2 separate regions of the Mus musculus genome follow, and region 2 is linked to region 1. The links are chromatin loops, found by intact Hi-C in ENCODE. Cell type or tissue: left cerebral cortex. All regions are shown on one strand. Each heading gives the region's core, and the rest is flanking DNA. Links, peaks and the distances in the headings are about the cores only. Region 1 has its middle 120 kb from the start of D16Ertd519e. Region 2 has its middle 120 kb from the start of Gm29823.

What was found. A loop is a pair of places that touch in the nucleus more often than their neighbours do. Peaks named below come from ENCODE experiments on the same cell type or tissue, not always from the same donor. Only the 100,000 strongest peaks of a DNase experiment are listed, where the experiment ranks them.
Region 2: a loop joins it to region 1, with 9 times the contacts of the local background. A loop is called at or near these places in 2 of 42 quality-filtered maps.

The regions. Positions count from the first base shown.
Region 1 is chr16:70,735,835-70,744,600 of GRCm38, forward strand. No RefSeq gene overlaps it. Among named protein-coding and RNA genes, the nearest start is that of D16Ertd519e, 120 kb to the left of the region's middle. In left cerebral cortex, for the core only: no CTCF peak of the experiment used is centred there; a DNase peak (open chromatin) is centred at 4,434; H3K27ac peaks cover 800 bases.
Region 2 is chr16:70,829,275-70,838,040 of GRCm38, forward strand. No RefSeq gene overlaps it. Among named protein-coding and RNA genes, the nearest start is that of Gm29823, 120 kb to the right of the region's middle. In left cerebral cortex, for the core only: no CTCF peak of the experiment used is centred there; DNase peaks (open chromatin) are centred at 3,113, 3,367, 5,050, 5,157 and 2 more places; H3K27ac peaks cover 2,043 bases.

The sequences.
Region 1 (8,766 bases), core at 369-8,368:
TCACAACCACCTGTAAGTTCAGTTCCAGGGGATCAGATGCTCTATTTTGGCCTTTGTGGGTACCAGGCGTACAGTTTGTGCACAGTTAGGCAAGCACATACACTAAAAAGAAAGGACCATATACAGAGAGGAATGGAAATTACTCCTAATACACTTTCTGTATTTTCTAAGTCCTTGAAAACTTATATCCCATCTAGCATACCACATTTCTTCTTAACTTGACCATGAATAGAATCATTTTTTAATCACTGTCTTGGTAGTGTTTGCCTTGCATCCTATCCTGCACATGATGGTTTTTATTTCCACTTGTTTTCTGTATCCCTCGTAATCTGTAACAGAACTCCTTGAACACAAGTATATTGACACAGTTTGATGAGAACTGACACCACCGTTTCTGGTAATCAGGGACTATATGGTAATTGTGAGTAAAAAGACAGTTACACATAGAGCAAGATGCAAAATAATGGTAGCCGCTAATACTTCTGAGAGGTGTAACTGTGTTATGTCCAGTGTAAATGTCTCAGACTGTTCTCATTAGCAATCCACTTGGGTATAGTATGGTTACTTTCCCACTCTCATCTATTCTCTTGATTTTAAATATGATGATTTCCAAATGTAAGTTTCTAAACTTATTATTTTCTAGGTCCCAGAGTCTTACATTTATCTTTACCCTGAAATAGCCTTGATTCTTAATATTTGAATTTTCTTCATCCCAAGATGTGATGATGATGATGATGCTGGTGGTGGTGGTGGTGGTGGTGATTTGCTCAGGTAATTTCCTTTTAAGGCAACCTTGGTTTTTCTGTTTCTAGTATGTCAGATTTAATAAATAACAAATCTTGTAGATTGTACCTGAAAACTATAAGTATCCTTCACCTGTGTTGTTAATGGTCCTTCTATAATAACACTAAAGGACTCACTGGTATCCCCCAGTCCCAGATATCAAAGCATTCTAACTGGACCTCATACAGTTTCCACTCTATCATACCCTATCACTTTGGCTCAAATCTGCCTAATGGGTTCCTAGGGCTTAAGATAGTCTAGAAGGATTGGGACAGCGTAGTCTATCACTGTGCTCTAATTTCTTCCTAGATATAAGTCATAAACATACTTTCTAGTAAATTTGAATTAATCACATTGAATTCACACCAAACATTTGAAAATGATGTGATAATATTTGAGTCTCATCCATGACACTGTGAAAGGCAACCTTTGAGTAGCCATTACTGTGAATAGACATCCCCCATTTTTTTATGTACTTAATATATAGCAGATGACACACATGAGAGGAATTAACTAATTACATAGTTAATGTAGCCATGTGGAAGTAGAGGACTTAACAATTTACAAGAAAACAAAACAAAACAAAAAAGATAATTTTTACCACATTATCCTAGATTTCTAGTGAAAAAATATTTGATTTTTCTTAGTCATTGAGTATCTAAGGGGATGTGATATGTTAAACTTGGTAGCTGTGATTAAATGTTAGAACTTGAACTAAAAATTCTTGAATTTTCTAAATTATTCCTGATTAATTTCTCAGAAAGTAATGACACATAAATAGTAGTTGAGTAGCAATATCTAAGGGCCATTCCTTTATATGAAATATCTTAAATATTTATATTCAATATCCCCAGTGATGATGATTACAGATTTTTGTACATGGCCAATAAAAGGATTGGCAAGTAGATGAGGTTCAGGCTATTGGAAGGGTGGGAAGGCAGTGATTTAAAGACCTAAGATTTATCCACTGGGAAGTGGATATAGGTCATTCAATTCAATGGTTTGCTCATTAGTAAAATTTGTGAAATGAATTAGATTTTATTTTTCAGTAATGAGGACGTGTTTCATATGAAGGAAAGTGAAATAATGGACATTAACACTACTTTGTAGTGTGTGTGTATGTGTATGTTAGTATTTGTGTGTGTGTGTTGTGTGTACAACCTAAGAACTGTGCAAATATTCCTTATTGGTATGTTAAAATTTTCCACAATCTTAATTCATTATGATTATATTTTATATTTTCATATATATATATACATATATATATGTGTGTGTGTGTGTGTGTGTATGTATACATACATATACACATATACATTCACATACACACATACACACATATACACACACACATGCACTCTCTCATGTACACACACATACACATAAACACACACACACACACACACACACACACACACACACATATATTGATGGTACCTATCCATGTATAAGTGAAAAAGGAAATACTGATCTCACCTTACTTTTATTCAAACTAAATTAAGCTGCTTCAACACCAATGTTTAGAATAGAGAACTCAATCTTTAGTTATTATGAACCTTTAAGGTAATATATTTTCAGTACATTTAACAGTACAAACAGGGACAACAAGTTGGCTTTAATTTAAGGTTGTGCCCTTTAATTAAAACTCATTTTCTTAAAAAAAAAGTTTTCCTTATAACTATCTAGATTGATTTTATTTTATAAAAACCTCTCTATGCTTTTACATCACAATACTTGACAAGAAAAAGCAATTTCTTAAAATAATGATGAGCAACTAAGAACCTAAAAATGGAAGGAATATTGCTTCATTTTCTGTATTTGTGAGATACCACAAACCTTGCATGCAGGGATCTGTGTGTGGAAGCAATTCTCCAACTATCATGGCTGTTCTTATGACTCACACGCACTATCAGCATTTATGCAAGAATATTAGATGTATAAATAAGCATATGCATAGCTTTCGGACTAACACATTTGCATGCTTAATCATTCTAAACAGATAACCCTAAAGCAAGTCAATCAATAAATAATTGTAATTAGATTTGGAACACTTATAGCTTCATAAAAACCTAAGAGGAACAGAAAAAAAGTCATGAATGCAGAGTGATAATTAATGCACATTTTAATTGCAGAAGTCACTCAGATACTTACATTTCCATAACTGTTGAAATCAAGTGTACCAGGATTATATATATATATAATATATAATATATATATATATATATATCATTATTTTGTAGGAGAGAATAAGTTAAATGTAAAAAGAAAAAATTATTTAAATTTTGATTGACATGTTCAAGTAAAGAGTGCGTACAATCTTAACTTTGATGATTGTGGACATTTTTGTTACATTTTTTCATTATAATTGTTTTCAATATATTTTGATTTTGCCAGTGGCTTTTAGAGTTACAACTTGTTAGTTCAAGTAAAAAGTAATTTTTATATATGCAGTAATATGCAGTAATTTATTTTCAAAGCAATTAACTTGCATTAGTCCATTTGTGGTTTTGTTGTTGCTAGAGGAATATTATTTGGCAGAATGTCATCCAATTTACTGTAGTATTCATATTTTCTTGAAACATGAGTTGTAGATATGAGCTTACCTAAAATGAATGTATGGTGTTTCATGATAGCTGGGCAGTATTTACAATAGAAACTGTGTTTACTAAGAAAGCTGTTATTTGAAACAACATTTCCTGGTTATCTCAGGATAACACTGCAAATTATATGTATTATTTAGAATACTAAGCAAATATTTTCAGGAGCTCATCAAGCCCTTGACTTGCAGCTCTGAAACTGTGCAATGTGACTCGGAGAACAAATCCTATTTGTGTATATATTATAGAATTAGACCACGCCAAGCCCAGAAGGCAGATGCAATCATTCTTTGAACTGTACAATAAATCCTGCTGTTCTGAAAAGCTTGAAAGCCTATTTGCATTTGCCAGAAGTAATGAAATGCATCTTAATAGGTTTAAATATGCAGCATTCATAAATATCGGCCAAATATAGCTATTTCCTTGGTGTGATCAGGTGAGCTCCTCACATTAAGATATGCTTCTCTAGTTAGCTCTGGTATTTTTCCCATCTGCAGATTAGCAAATATGAACCATTAGCAGACTTGAGAGTGAGTTGAGCTTCGAAATTATTATTGTGGAAATAGAGAGGAATTACTTCATTTTCAGCAAACAAACACTTAATGAAAAGTCTTATACAGTGCTAAGAATTTCACATCTACTTTTAGCTTCATCAAAGACAAAAGAAAATAAAACCTTTTCTCATGTGAAAATTCCTTTTCTACACTTTCAAGAGGAAAGCGAGGAGGAGAATCTGTTCTACAGGTGGATTTACATGTTTACCTATAATTACAGAACATTCCCTCTACCATGACAACTCCACCTCTGGACAGATATCTGGCTTAACAAGTTTTCCTTTTCATAGACCTTGACATTGGGGAATACAGGCTTTTGGGTTTTGAATTTCAGACGGAGCTACCACTCACAAAAATCTTCCCCTCCACCAGAGCAGACCGAGAGCAGTGTCAGAATTAGCATTCCGGCTTCGTGCACTATTCCAAATGGAGATCTTTATTCAAGCAGGGAGAAATCCTTCCTCTCTCCCAATATGCAGAGAGCAGAAGGTTTAAGTGGGAAGTGCTATATGTCTATTTGTTCTAAATCACACTTGAAGGACCCAAGCCCAGTGCCATGAATAAAAAGAAATGCCCTTCAGGAAAACAAGGGCCTCGTGTTCATCACACCTGGCTTCAATTCTCGTCACAGCTGATGTGTACAGGAATAATTAGAAATCATATAGATACTGATGAGGAGTGAAAGGAGGGGTACTTAAAATTCTGCTGCACCTTGTGCTCAAAATATCTCTAGCATCTTAGAGTCACTCTTAGAAACAATTTAGGAAACCAAGCTTTTTAGCCTGAAAAAGCTTAATTTTATGAATATTCTAGATACACGGAGCCCGAATGAAATTTTTAAAACTGCAAACATAGCACTTCCTTCTATATTATGTAACAGGTGTAACTAGAAAAATATCAAAGAAAAAAATGTAAGTCGAACACATATTTCCTGGAAAGTAGAGCTTTCCCTTTGGGAAGATAACTGTTATATTGGTTTATGTTTATTTGACTTTTCATAATAATAATTGGAATGTGGGTCTAGCTTTTGAATGTAGTAGGCAGATTATACCGTCTGCGTTTTACCCACGAATGCAAAACTCAGCATAAGCATGCCAGCTAGAAAATAATTCAAAAGCTAATGTTATTGGAAGGGGATCGGCAGCTTCAACTGAAAGCATAGCATGAAACATAAATTCTTGGGATGTTAGGAACCATTTATAGAGTGGCTTCTTGGTAAATTATTATTTAAACACAAAGTTTATAATCAAGCAGTAGGATCATGACATTAATTTTAACCAATTTTCAAATATATCCATTTGAATTTCACCCTAAATAAGAATTATAGCAAAATTACATGTTACTGGTCAATAGATATAATAAGAAGAATATTCTATAAGTCAATTTGTTAAGCAATATGTTTGCAAGAAGATTATACAGAAACAATTGAGCCTGATTTGACTCCTTATTTATTCATCTTTGCATGGTCAACTGATTAACTATTTGTCATACAGATCCTTATGAAGGAAATTTTTCTGTTTTTAACCACATGCATTTTTATCTGTTTTTATTTTTAATGTTGACCACTGTCTACTGATAGATATGTGTCTGTCTGGTTGGTTGTAATGTGTGCTAAGGGAATTGTTTAAAAGACATATAGAGTTACCTGATATCTTTCCCTTAAGTCTCTCTATTTATATTTTTAACAGAAGACCTTCAATACCTTTCCACTGCAACATTGATAACCTTTTTTCTCTTGATCTGTGCTTTTCATTGTCAAGGTGTGCTTTCTCCCACATTTTTGAGACAATATGCATTCTGCTTTACTTGAACCAGGATATAACAGTTTGTGGTTTGGTCAGCTGCCTTTTATATTTTGAACCATTAATAATATATCCTATTATTGACTTCTCTGATCTACATTTACTTGTTACTCTGAGACCAGGATTTTCATCTACTGAAGCCTACTTTTCATTTCTAGATATACAATTTTTTGCTTTATTGTATTTCTAGTCTTGAATGTCACCTTCTACAGAGTCGATCAGTCTTTCTCTGATAAATGTGACTACAGAAAAATGTCACATGTTGACTACAGTCTTTCTAGTTGTCACTTAATAGGTCTTTTAAGAAATTTTAAGTACTCCATTGTGTAAACAAACCATATTTTCTTTGTTCATTCTTCAGATGATGAACATCTAGGTTGTTGCCAGTCTCTTCCTACTAGTAATTAAGCTGAAATACACATAGTTAAAGAAGTGCCCTTTTGGTAGAATGGAACGTCCTTTGGTTATATATGTCAAGGAGTGGCATAATGGGGTAGATCAAGCCCAAATTTTCTGAGGAACTTCCATATTGATTTCTCTCATGGGTGTACAATTTTTTACTCTAACCAAGATTGGAGTAGTGTTCCTCTTTCTCCACATACTTGGTAACAAAACTGTTACTCCCATTACTGATCTTAGCTATTCTGATACATCACATTTACACAGTGAAGTATTACTCAACTGTTAAAATATGACATTTTGAAATTTGTAGGCAAACAGATATAACTAGAAAAAAACATTCTGAGTGATATAATCTATACCCAAAAGAAAAATATGGGATGCATTCACTTATAAGTGAATATTAGCTGGTAAGTCAATGATTTTCAAGCTACAATCCATAGAGAGATTAGAGAAAAAAGGAGGTTTCTAACTCTGGAAATCAGTCTGGCGGTTCCTCAGAAAATTGAACATAGTACTACTGGAGAATCCCGCAATACCTCTCCTGGGCATATATCCAGAAGATGTTCCAACCGGTAAGAAAGACATGTGCTCCACTATGTTCATAGCAGCCTTATTTATAATAGCCAGAAGCTTGAAAGAACCCAGATGCCCCTCAACAGAGGAATGGATACAGAAAATGTACTACATTTACACAATGGAGTACTACTCAGCTATTAAAAAGAATGAATTTATGAAATTCCTAGGCAAATGGATGGACCTGGAGGGCATCATCCTGAGTGAGGTAACCCAATCACAAAGGAACTCACACAATATGTACTCACTGATAAGTGGATATTAGCCCAGAAACTTAGGATACCCAAGATATAAGATACAATTTGCTAAACGCATGAAACTCAAGAAGAACGAAGACCAAAGTGTGGACACTTTGCTCCTTCTTAGAATTGGGAACAAAACACCCATGGAAGGAGTTACAAAGACAAAGTTTGGAGCTGAGATGAAAGGATGGACCATCTAGAGACTGCCATATCCAGGGATCCACCCCATAATCAGCTTCCAAAACGCTGACTCCTTTGCATACACCAGCAAGATTTTGCTGAAAGGACCCAGATGTAGCTGTCCCTTGTGAGACTATGCCGGGGCCTAGCAAACACAGAAGTGGATGCTCACAGTCAGCTATTGAATGGACCACAGGGCCCCCAATGGAGGAGCTAGAGAAAGTACCCAAGGAGCTAATGGGATCTGCAATCCTATAGGTGGAACAACATTATGAACTAACCAGTACCCCCCAGGAGATTGTGTCTCTAGCTGCATATGAATCAGAAAATGGCCTAGTCGGCCATCAGTGGAAAGAGAGGCCCATTAGTCGTGCAAAATTTATATGTGTCAGTACAGGGGAAAGACAGGGCCAAGAAGTGGTAGTGGGTGGGTGGGGGAGTGGGTGGGGGAGCATGGGGGAGACTTTTGGGATAGCATTGGAAATGTAAATGAAATAAATACCCAATAAAACAAAAGAAGAAAAAAAAGAGGTTTCTAGAGTGGAATACATGGATTTCCCTGGAAAATAGAAATTGAATAGTTTTTGTGGGTGAACTTGGGCAAATGTGGATGGGAGTGAGAGGTATCAGGCAGGGAGGATAGAGGGAAAGATAGTTGAAGTGTAAGGGCATTTGGGATCTGTCTGGAAACCTTGTGCAGCAGATGCTTCCTGTAGTCAGTGACTTTAGTGAGGACTATTAGTATTGACCAATATGGAGTCTAAACTTGTCATCGTTTGTGGGCAAGGCAAGGCTCCCAGTGATAGAATATGGCTGCATTCAGTTTAGTTGTTGGCCAAGGACATCCTATGAATATATCTGTACAACCCAGGCCACTGGTAGGACAGAAGGTCACTCTCCAAAAATTGACAGGCCCATTGTAAAGGACAACATCCACAAAGCTCATTGATCATAGAGTAATTCAGCTGAACCCTGCATGGGACCTTCATCTCTATGGTCTAATCTCTTTAGCACAGGAAGGTTCTCTGAAGAATGCAGAAAGAAAAGAAACACCAACCCTGTCAAAAAACTTTCTATCTACAATCTGCCCTGCCTGCAAGATATGCTGGGGCAATGGCAACAAAACTTGTGGGAAACCAGCCAATCATTGTCTGGTTTAAACTTGAGGGCTATGTCACGAGAGGTAAACTGCCCTACACTACTTGAATGGCCAGGAATGGGAGACTGGACAGCCTAAAGACCTAGGGTAGAATCGAACATCACACACACACACACAGAGAGAGAGAGAGAGAGAGAGAGAGAGAGAGAGAGAGAGAGAGAGAGAGAAAGAGAGAAACTATTCCTAACAATAGTTTGGGAAACTCATAGATTAGTGCTTTTTCTAGTTATCATCAGAGAGGCTTCCTCCAGCAGCAAATGGAAGTATTTGCAAAGATTCATAGTCTGTGAGGAGGATATACCCTGTGGAAGAGGATAAACCCTGCGGAAGAGGATAAAACCTTGTAGAAACCAGAAGGGACAGAGCACACCAATAGAACACTGATCTTTGAATCAACTGGGCAGCATTCCTAAGTGTTCATAGAGTCTGTCACAGCAAGTATCATGCATACCTCTGCAACAGATCTTCTGTGTATAT
Region 2 (8,766 bases), core at 272-8,271, 93 kb after region 1:
TTTCATGAAGGCAGAATAGACAAGACTATAGATTATGCTAAGAATAAGTGCCCTGTGATTTTTCTGAAAGTGCTAAAGATGAGTAACCTTATTTAAGAGAGCACACTTTCCCACAAAATGCACACTCATGGATTTAATTTAATTTAATTTTCTTATTGGGCGGAATGATTTGGGTTTGTTTTAATATGTTTACCAGCATAGCTTCAGTATGTGTTGTATAAGGCTAGGTTTAAATGGGGTTTAAAAAAATAAAAATAATTTGTTAAAGAGGAAAAAAGAAAAAAGGAAAGATAAGCGACTTTTTCTGGAGGTTCATAAAGTAATTTATATAATATAATTATTAAAAATATATTGGTGTACTTAATAGGAACCTCAGTCATAACACTAAAATTAGAAATATACAATCTTTTGGTAACTACTAATTATAGAAAAAATATCTTTGAAATAACTACTGATTATTAATTAATGTTCAGATGAAATTGAAAACTACTTAGGCTACTTTGTAAAAAATATATATTTGTTAATAATATAAGACAGTGACCAATAATTTATATACCAACAGTTTTGGGAATAAGTTTTGGTTAATTCTTAATAACTATGTAAGGTAGGTTCCACTATTACCTCAATTTTTTCTGAAATCAAAGTCTATACACATTTCCCTTTAAAAATATTGGTAAATCCATGCAATTTGAGGGTATATTGTGAGTTCAAAACCAGCCTTGACTGTGTAGCACCATTATGTGTCCAAAAAAAAAGCCCCACACAAAATAATAAAAATACCTTTAGGTTTAGTTTATCTGAACGTATTGGAACATTGAACTCAGAAAAATTTCTGCTTCAAAGATCCATAAGTTGAATAACAATCAGAAATGGTGGCCCTGGGCCTGTAATACCATCCATTACTCTGGAGCAAAAGACACCAGAAAATCAAGGCCACCTTCTACAGGCAGTTAAAGGCCAGGCTGGTCTATGTGAGACATTATGTCAACATTACAACAACAATATTCAAACAATAATAAAAGTTAGTAATAATAAGAAAGAAAGGAACAGTGGAATGACTCAGCTAATAAGCGTGCTTGGTGCTAAGCCCAATGAGATGAGTGTTAGTCAGAGAACAGATCCCTTCGAGCTGTCTCCTGGCCTCTGTATAAACACCATGAGAAACGCACGTGAGCTCCTTAGGTAAATAAATGGAATAATTGCATTTTTTTTTAAAGAACAAAACCAAAATGTACTTAAGGATACTGCAAACATTTCAAGGAAGTTGAGATATATCATACAGGTGCTAAATGTACAGTCTTTCCTAGGTCATAAGGAATGAAGAAGAAAGCTGAATGGAAGTTTCTGGTCGTGTACGATAAAGGAGACTCACATGGTGTTTCTTAGTCAAGAACCGTGGGAGGATACTTTATGTCTGCGGAGAGTGACTGTGGGCTTCCGTAGGTAGCCTTACACTACTTTGTTGATTTCAAGTCTTTACTGATCTTCACTTCATTGAGAGAGGCGTGTCTGGGAATTTCTTTTGCCAACCCGGCTGATTCGGGCTCCTCCAGCTGACTCCAGAGGCCTGGATGTTTCTGCAGTATCATGCTACCACTGCTGATTTGTGTCTGGTATCCTGACACAACTGAACTGGACTGCTGGTATCCTGACAAATGGAGTTTGGAATTACCCCGAAGATACAACTTCTAAACAGGTCCACATCCTCTTGTCTTATTTACAGTCTTTTCCTCCCTACCTCTGAACAGTGGGCTAGATAAGGGGCTGTGGGGGGTGGGGTGAGACAGGTCAAAGCATTTGAGAACCCTTATTTATTTATTTATTTATTTATTTATTTATTTATCTATCTATTTATTTATTTGAGACAGGGTTTCTCGTATAGCCCTGGCTGTCCTGGAACTCACTTTGTAGACCAGACTGGCCTCGAACTCAGAAATCCGCCTGCCTCTGCCTCCCGAATGCTGGGATTAAACGCCCAGCTTGAGAACCCTTATTAAAAGTCAGTTTTGAAAAATCTAAGCCTATAGGGGGCAGGTGAGCAGGGAACGGGGCATTCAGATACATGGAGGTATGAGAGAATATGTGCCCAGGGTCTGTGTGCAGATCCATCAGAAATGAATTCAAGCCCTCTGCGTACCCTGAAGTGGTGGTATTCATAGCACAGTAATCCTTGCTAAACATGAACATGGTTAAGCTTCCCCTCACCCCCAAACTCTGTCTGTAGTGTTCATTCTTCTCAGTGGAAAGTTTTCTGAGTTGATCTCCACAAAACTACTTGACAAGGTGAGGGACATCGGACAGAGAGTGGAAGGATGCTGTACTAGTGAGCATTCTAGAGCAACACCATCATGCCTATCTTCACATCTACCACTTACATCTCTATGGGGAAACTTGTTTAAAGAAATTGTCTCAAAGGCTTTGGGATGCTACCTGTTCACAAGGTATAGGTTAGGCAGTAATTTTGGAAGGTTAGAAAAGTGTTAACACTGCACCTTGAGCCTGAAGGTGAGCTGCTGGTCAAGTTCTTTCATAAGGGCTTTTTGAATGAGACCTACCCACTTGCTGCCGATTAGCCTACTTTACCCTGTCACTGGTTCAAATGTTAATTTCACCCGAAAAAAAAAAAGAATAATACTTTCAAAGCAGCAGCCAGACTAGTGTTTCTTCATATATTTGGGAGCCATGACCCAACCAAGGTGCCATATAAAAATAAGTCATCCTCACAGAGTCAGTAAAAGCGATCAGTTAAGTAAGCTGTTTTTGTGAGCTGCTGAGTTTATCCTGCTAGATATTTCTGCGCGCAGAGTAGGTCACATTTTAAAGGTAACTGAGATGACTTTTAATCAAAGAAGCTGATAGATAAACCTATCCACTCTCCTGAAATTATTAAGGAAGCGCTTGAAAGACTACAATCCTCAGATACTTTAACATGAGCAAGTAAAGCATACTCAGTAGCCTTGGCATATTCTTCAAACAAAGAGCATGTGTTCTCAGTGAAAGCGGTAGCAAATGTGCAGCCAGCCTGTTCTCAGGGTAAAGAGACAAGTGGGTGGATGTGTTGTGTGATCTGTGTGGGTCTCAAACATCTTCAAACGGGTTAAGGTAAACAGAGAGTAGTCTGTTGTTCTATCATGAAGGTGCTGATGATGCATCAAAGACTGCATATTTCATGTAAAGGAAAGTGATTGCCAATTGTCAATGATGCTGGGGGAAACATGGTATGGTATACTGTGTCCTGAAACCTATACCTGGGGAAATCCATGAAAGCTTGCTCTGTACCTGGATTGAGTGAATGTTTCAAACCAGGGGAGGCCCTACATTTCCCACAGGTTTTGTACACGATCGTATTTATGTGTTATGGAAGAACACTTGTAATACAGCATGAAAGAAAGAAGGTTAAAGTAGGTGATCCGAATTTAAGTAGCAGGTGTGAATTCATTATGTGGGAGGAAGTTTCAGGATATATTTAGCAGTAGCTGTGACACACATTATAGTAGTGTAAGGAAGAGAAGTATTACTTAGTGATAATTTCCAAGTCACTGGCCTAGGAGACAGAGAGGTGGTGATGCCAAGCCTTAGAACACAGCTCAGAAAGCAGTAGGGAATGGTGGGCTAACTAGTAAACACAGTTTTATGGTTACTGTGACAGTAGAGAAAGATGACAGTTGAAAAAAAGCATTGTAATAGAAGTTTCTAAACTAAACACAGAGGTTTTTGCATGCATGGCACAAATCAGGGTACACTAACTATTCATTCTTTTTTTTTTATTCATTAGGTATTTTCTTCATTTACATTTCCAATGCTATCCCAAAAGTCCCCCATACCCTCCCTCTCCCACGCCCCTACCCACCCACTCCCACTTCTTGGCCCTGGCGTTCCCCTGTACTGAGGCATATAAAGTTTGCAAGACCAAGGGGTCTCTCTTTCCAATGATGGCCGACTAGGCCATCTTCTGATAAATATGCAGCTAGAGACACGAGCTCCAGGGGGTACTGGTTAGTTCATATTGTTGTTCCACCTATAGGGTTGCAGACCCCTTTAGCTCCTTGGGTACTTTCTCTAGCTCTTCCATTGGGAGCCCTGTGATCCATCCAATAGCTGACTGTGAGCATCCACTTCTGTGTTTGCTAGGCCCTGGCATAGCCTCACAAGAGACAGCTATATCAGGGTCCTTTAAACAAAATTTTGCAAGTGTATGCAATGGTGTCAGCGTTTGGAGGCTGATTATGGGATGGATCCCCGGGTATGCCAGTCTCTAGATGGTCCATCCTTTGGTCTCAGCTCCAAACTTTATCTTTGTAACTCCTTCCATGGGTGTTTTGTTCCCAATTCTAAGAAGGGGCAAAGTGTCCACACTTTAGTCTTTGTTCTTCTTGAGTTTCGTGTTTTGCAAATTGTTGGAACATAATTGTCCTTGCTTGCTTGCATATCATTAATGACAGTCTTCTGCTTACATATCATTAATTATCAGCCTCATAATGAAAAAAATAAGAATTGACTATATATTTCTGATGTGACAGAACTCTTATTGCCACAGAACCAAAGTTATTTAGCCTTTCCCACTAAATCCAAAGAAGGAAAGAAAGAAAAGAAAAGGAAAGAAAAAAAATGGGGGCAACACAGAGAAACTTCTGCAAATCCCAGCTTTTTAAAGGAACACTGATGTAGATGAATAGTATTTACATTTTGGTTCCAGAAAAAGTGTCCAGTGTCTAAAGTAGATAGTGTATAGAATAGAGAGAGAAAAGACTGAGTCCAAACACTTAAAGTGAGTGAAACAGAAAGGACAAGTGTGTTAGATTAAAGTCAGCGCTTGCAAGAATGGGAGTGCTTATCTCTAAGTTTATGTTCATCCATGGTCTCTATCTTTTCTAGTTACCCGTTAAGTTTAGCAGGAAAAGAGGAAAATGGAAGAAAACTGTTCCTGTTTCCTCTCTGCCTTTTCTTCCCCTACCTTCTTCTCCCTGTCATCCTACACCCTATACTCCCTCTGCCTCTCATCAGAGTTCTAAGAAAGAAAATAGTCAGTAGATAAAATGGCAGAGATCATTGTGGAATAGTTCTAACCCATATGCGAGAAAAGCAGCAGGAACTGAATGACACCCTGAGATGGGGAACCCTGTCTGTTGTTCCTCAGACTGTATTTCCTGCAGCCAGGCATCACCCAGCATGTTTTACTCCCATGGTCCTTTATTCTCTGCTAGTCCCTTTTTATTTCATTTATGTGGGCTTTCCCCCTACATGGAGACACACATCTCAGCATTTTGCCTAGGAAATAATATCCTATTTCCTTTGCAGGTGTTGTCTTCTTGGAATGGTAATATAAACGTGCAGTTTATATTAAAGACCCAATGAACATGTCACTTGTTTGAAAAGAAGCCCTCGATTTGACTAGAAGAGACAGGGGACAAATAAGCCAGATTCTTCCTTATACACACAGTAAAGCAATTACTGGGATGAGTGTAGGGAAGGGCAAGGCGGTCACTCACTCAAGCATACAAGGTGCTATGTCCTTGAAATTAACGGTTGTGCTTAGGAACCTGCTTCGGCCTGTCAGCCAGAGATGGTAGCATGGGATTTCATAACTGGTCCATGTGGAGGCTGCTAAGCACACATTTTGAAAGAGGTCGTTCCTTAATCTTCCCCTGCCCCCAATAAGGTCTCAGGAATTTCACAATATTCTGACTTCATGCCCCCTCCGTGAATGCACTTGGAGGAGCAGCAGGTTAACCTCCTCTGTTCACTGATGAGTTTAAAATGCTGCTGTTTACTTCGCTGCTGAAAATGGAACTTTCTCCTCATTTAAGCAGTGGTGTTCTCGTTTGGTGCTGACAAGCCACGGATTGTCAAAATTGGACATCTTGCCATGAATAAAGATGACAACTGAATAAGTGACTCAGAAATAAGCCCGACAAGAGAGAAGCAAAGAAGCTTGAATGTGGAATTTAAATACACTTCTTCTGTCATTTGGGGACACCGAACAAGTCAGGTGGCAATGGTTAAGCAACAGGCATGTGGGCAGTAGCTCTCATGATCCCCGCATTGCCAAGATACCTTTTCACAATTGTTCTTGCTTTGGCGTCTGTGAGTCAGATCCCTGCGAGTTTGGGTGTGGTAAGATCCAATTTTACCGTTATAACTTCAGACACCTGCTCCGATGAGAGTTGGAGATCGCACCTGAAGAAGTTATGTCTTTATTACTACTAGGGTTAAGTATGGTGTTGGGTCTCATTGATTAGCTACTCCAAAGATAGATTTCTGCCAACAGATAAAGAATACTAGCATCCGGTAATGGAACAGATGTTCAGGGAGGAAGACTGAGAGGGTCCCTATTGCTCAAAATACCCTGTGTTTTCATGGAGACAAACACTAGATAAAATGAACATGTTCCCAGTTTCATTGATCATCAAAGCTTAGTATTGTATTAGATAATATTGTATAGAATGTCTGAGGCACAGAAAGAACTAGTGCCACCTGTTGTTAATATAAATAACTTTTTATTTATACACTGTTACAATCACAATCATAGATCATATACAGTATTAATATTGAGAAGATATACAAACTACTGGTTTTCTGTACTGGGCATCTTTGTTAATTTCTAACTGATGTACTTCTGAATTTGTTCATTTTATCTTTCTGTCATTGCCTCTTATTGAAATTTTCTGAGTGTATTTAGGGAGGACAGAAGAGTCTTTGAAACTGCACGTTGAATAAACACTTGAACAATTTGCAGTTGCCACAACTTTTCCATGAGTGACAGTAGAGTGCCCAACTGGTTTGCTAAGTATTTGAACAGGTCATGGAGGCTGCAGGTTTTGTGATTCCCTACGTTGCCACAAATCTGACTATTTGTTGATTTCTAAAACACTTTGCAGTGATTTGTCATCACTGGGAGAAATATAGTTTCTGACATTGACTGGATAAAGGGCACGGTTACTGCTCAGTGCCCCACAGTGAGCAGGAGAGAATTACAGTATATGAAAGAATTGTCTGGCCTCACATGAGAACTATTGTCCTAAACGATTGCAATTAATGTAATTATTCTTCTTTAAAGAAGATAAAGGTGTCTGCTATGAATTTCCAAACAACACATTGTATAATATTTAATAAGTGTGGCCAAGATGATTAATTAATAATCAACTCAATTAAATTTTATAATGCAGTGGGGAGAATAATCGGTTTAGGAGTAAACTGGATTTGTATCTTAGATCTGTAATTGATTGTGTTGCCCTGATCAAGTTACTTAACATCTCAAATTAAGTTAAAACAGTTTTACGGCAACACAATACAATCATTCTCAACTTTTAAACTTCAATGATGAGTCAATTACATTGAGATTTTAGTATAATAGATCCTTTTAAGAATTATTCTCTGTGTCTTCTATGCTTCATCTAATTTCCAAAGAGTGAAAAGATAACTTTAAATATTTGAGTCCTGCATTGTATAGTCTACAAAAATACTTTTTATTGGGCATATGTTCAGTTTCCATCGTAATGTAATCTTTTATGAAGTCTAGATGACATGGGCTACCATTTTCTTCATTCTTGATATTGTTGGTTCAGTCTTACAATAGAAAGGGTGCGCCTGCTTTGGGTCTATAGGCTGTTACCTGTTCTTTGTGTACAATAATGTAAGTACTAAATGCTCCAGATGGTACCACAGATGCAGAAAGGTTAGGAGATGTAATCAATTGTCATACCAGAGAGGCATTCAGTGTGATTTCGAGTTTATTGTGAGTCCCTCCTGACTGAATTAGAATGTCATGTTCTGTGACAGGATAGTAGTAGATTAGGTGCCTGCACTTCACTGCTGTCCGGGATAAAAAAGGGGGAGAAATGCAGTGTGAACTGCCTCTCTCAGTGCCTGTGCTTGTCTAATAATGTGTGCTCTCCTTAAATCACAGTTCAAAGTCTTGACGATCATGTCTCGATATCTGTTCTGTGAGCTGAGGAAATGAATCACAATATTATCAGAAAATGCCAGAAAGCCCTGTGCACGGAACACACTGAAGAGTGGGTGAAGTTTCCAATTCTGAAGGAGCCAGCTTAAAGTTGCCTTCAGTTTATGCAGGAAAAATAGTAAGCAGAAACAGAGCTGGGAAACAGGGCTATAGATGTTCTTTCTGTAATATGGGCTTACTTCTGGAAATTTGACAAATTCTAACTTGAGAAAAGTTGGTTTACAACGCTTTCCCCACACAGGTGAGAAAGATTAATGCGTTATTTAGTTGGGCAAAGTTTTAAAGCATATATGCTTTTTGAAAATGATTAATCCTTTAACAAGTCTAGGTTAGGAAAATCCATTTTAACAATTACACTTTTGACCTGAAACATGGTTGCCCACCATAGTGTGGCTGATTGACTCTTTCAGTAGCACTTAAAAATTCTGGAAGAAAATGTTTTGAAAGGGAACATATATTAGGTTTTTTTTTTTTTTTTGAAAGATAAGTATAAAAAAAAAGGTAAGCCTGATTTGAAATTGGTTTTATAAAGTATTTCACTTGACATCACAGTGTGGTAATTGGAAGTTAAATTGTGGAGTAGAAATACTATCAGACTTCAAGATGGGACTTGTGGGCCACCAGAGAAATTGAACTCAAGTAGAATGTTCAAATTTGATGAATTTTTGCAACTTTTACATCCCACCTAAGTGACTGTGTAGGGAAAAAATAAGTAGTTGTTTTCCTAGCAGTGTGTTAGCTGGTGTTCACTAATCAGTCATGGAATTCTCTTTCATGAAGAGAATTTGTAAGTTAGCAGGTAA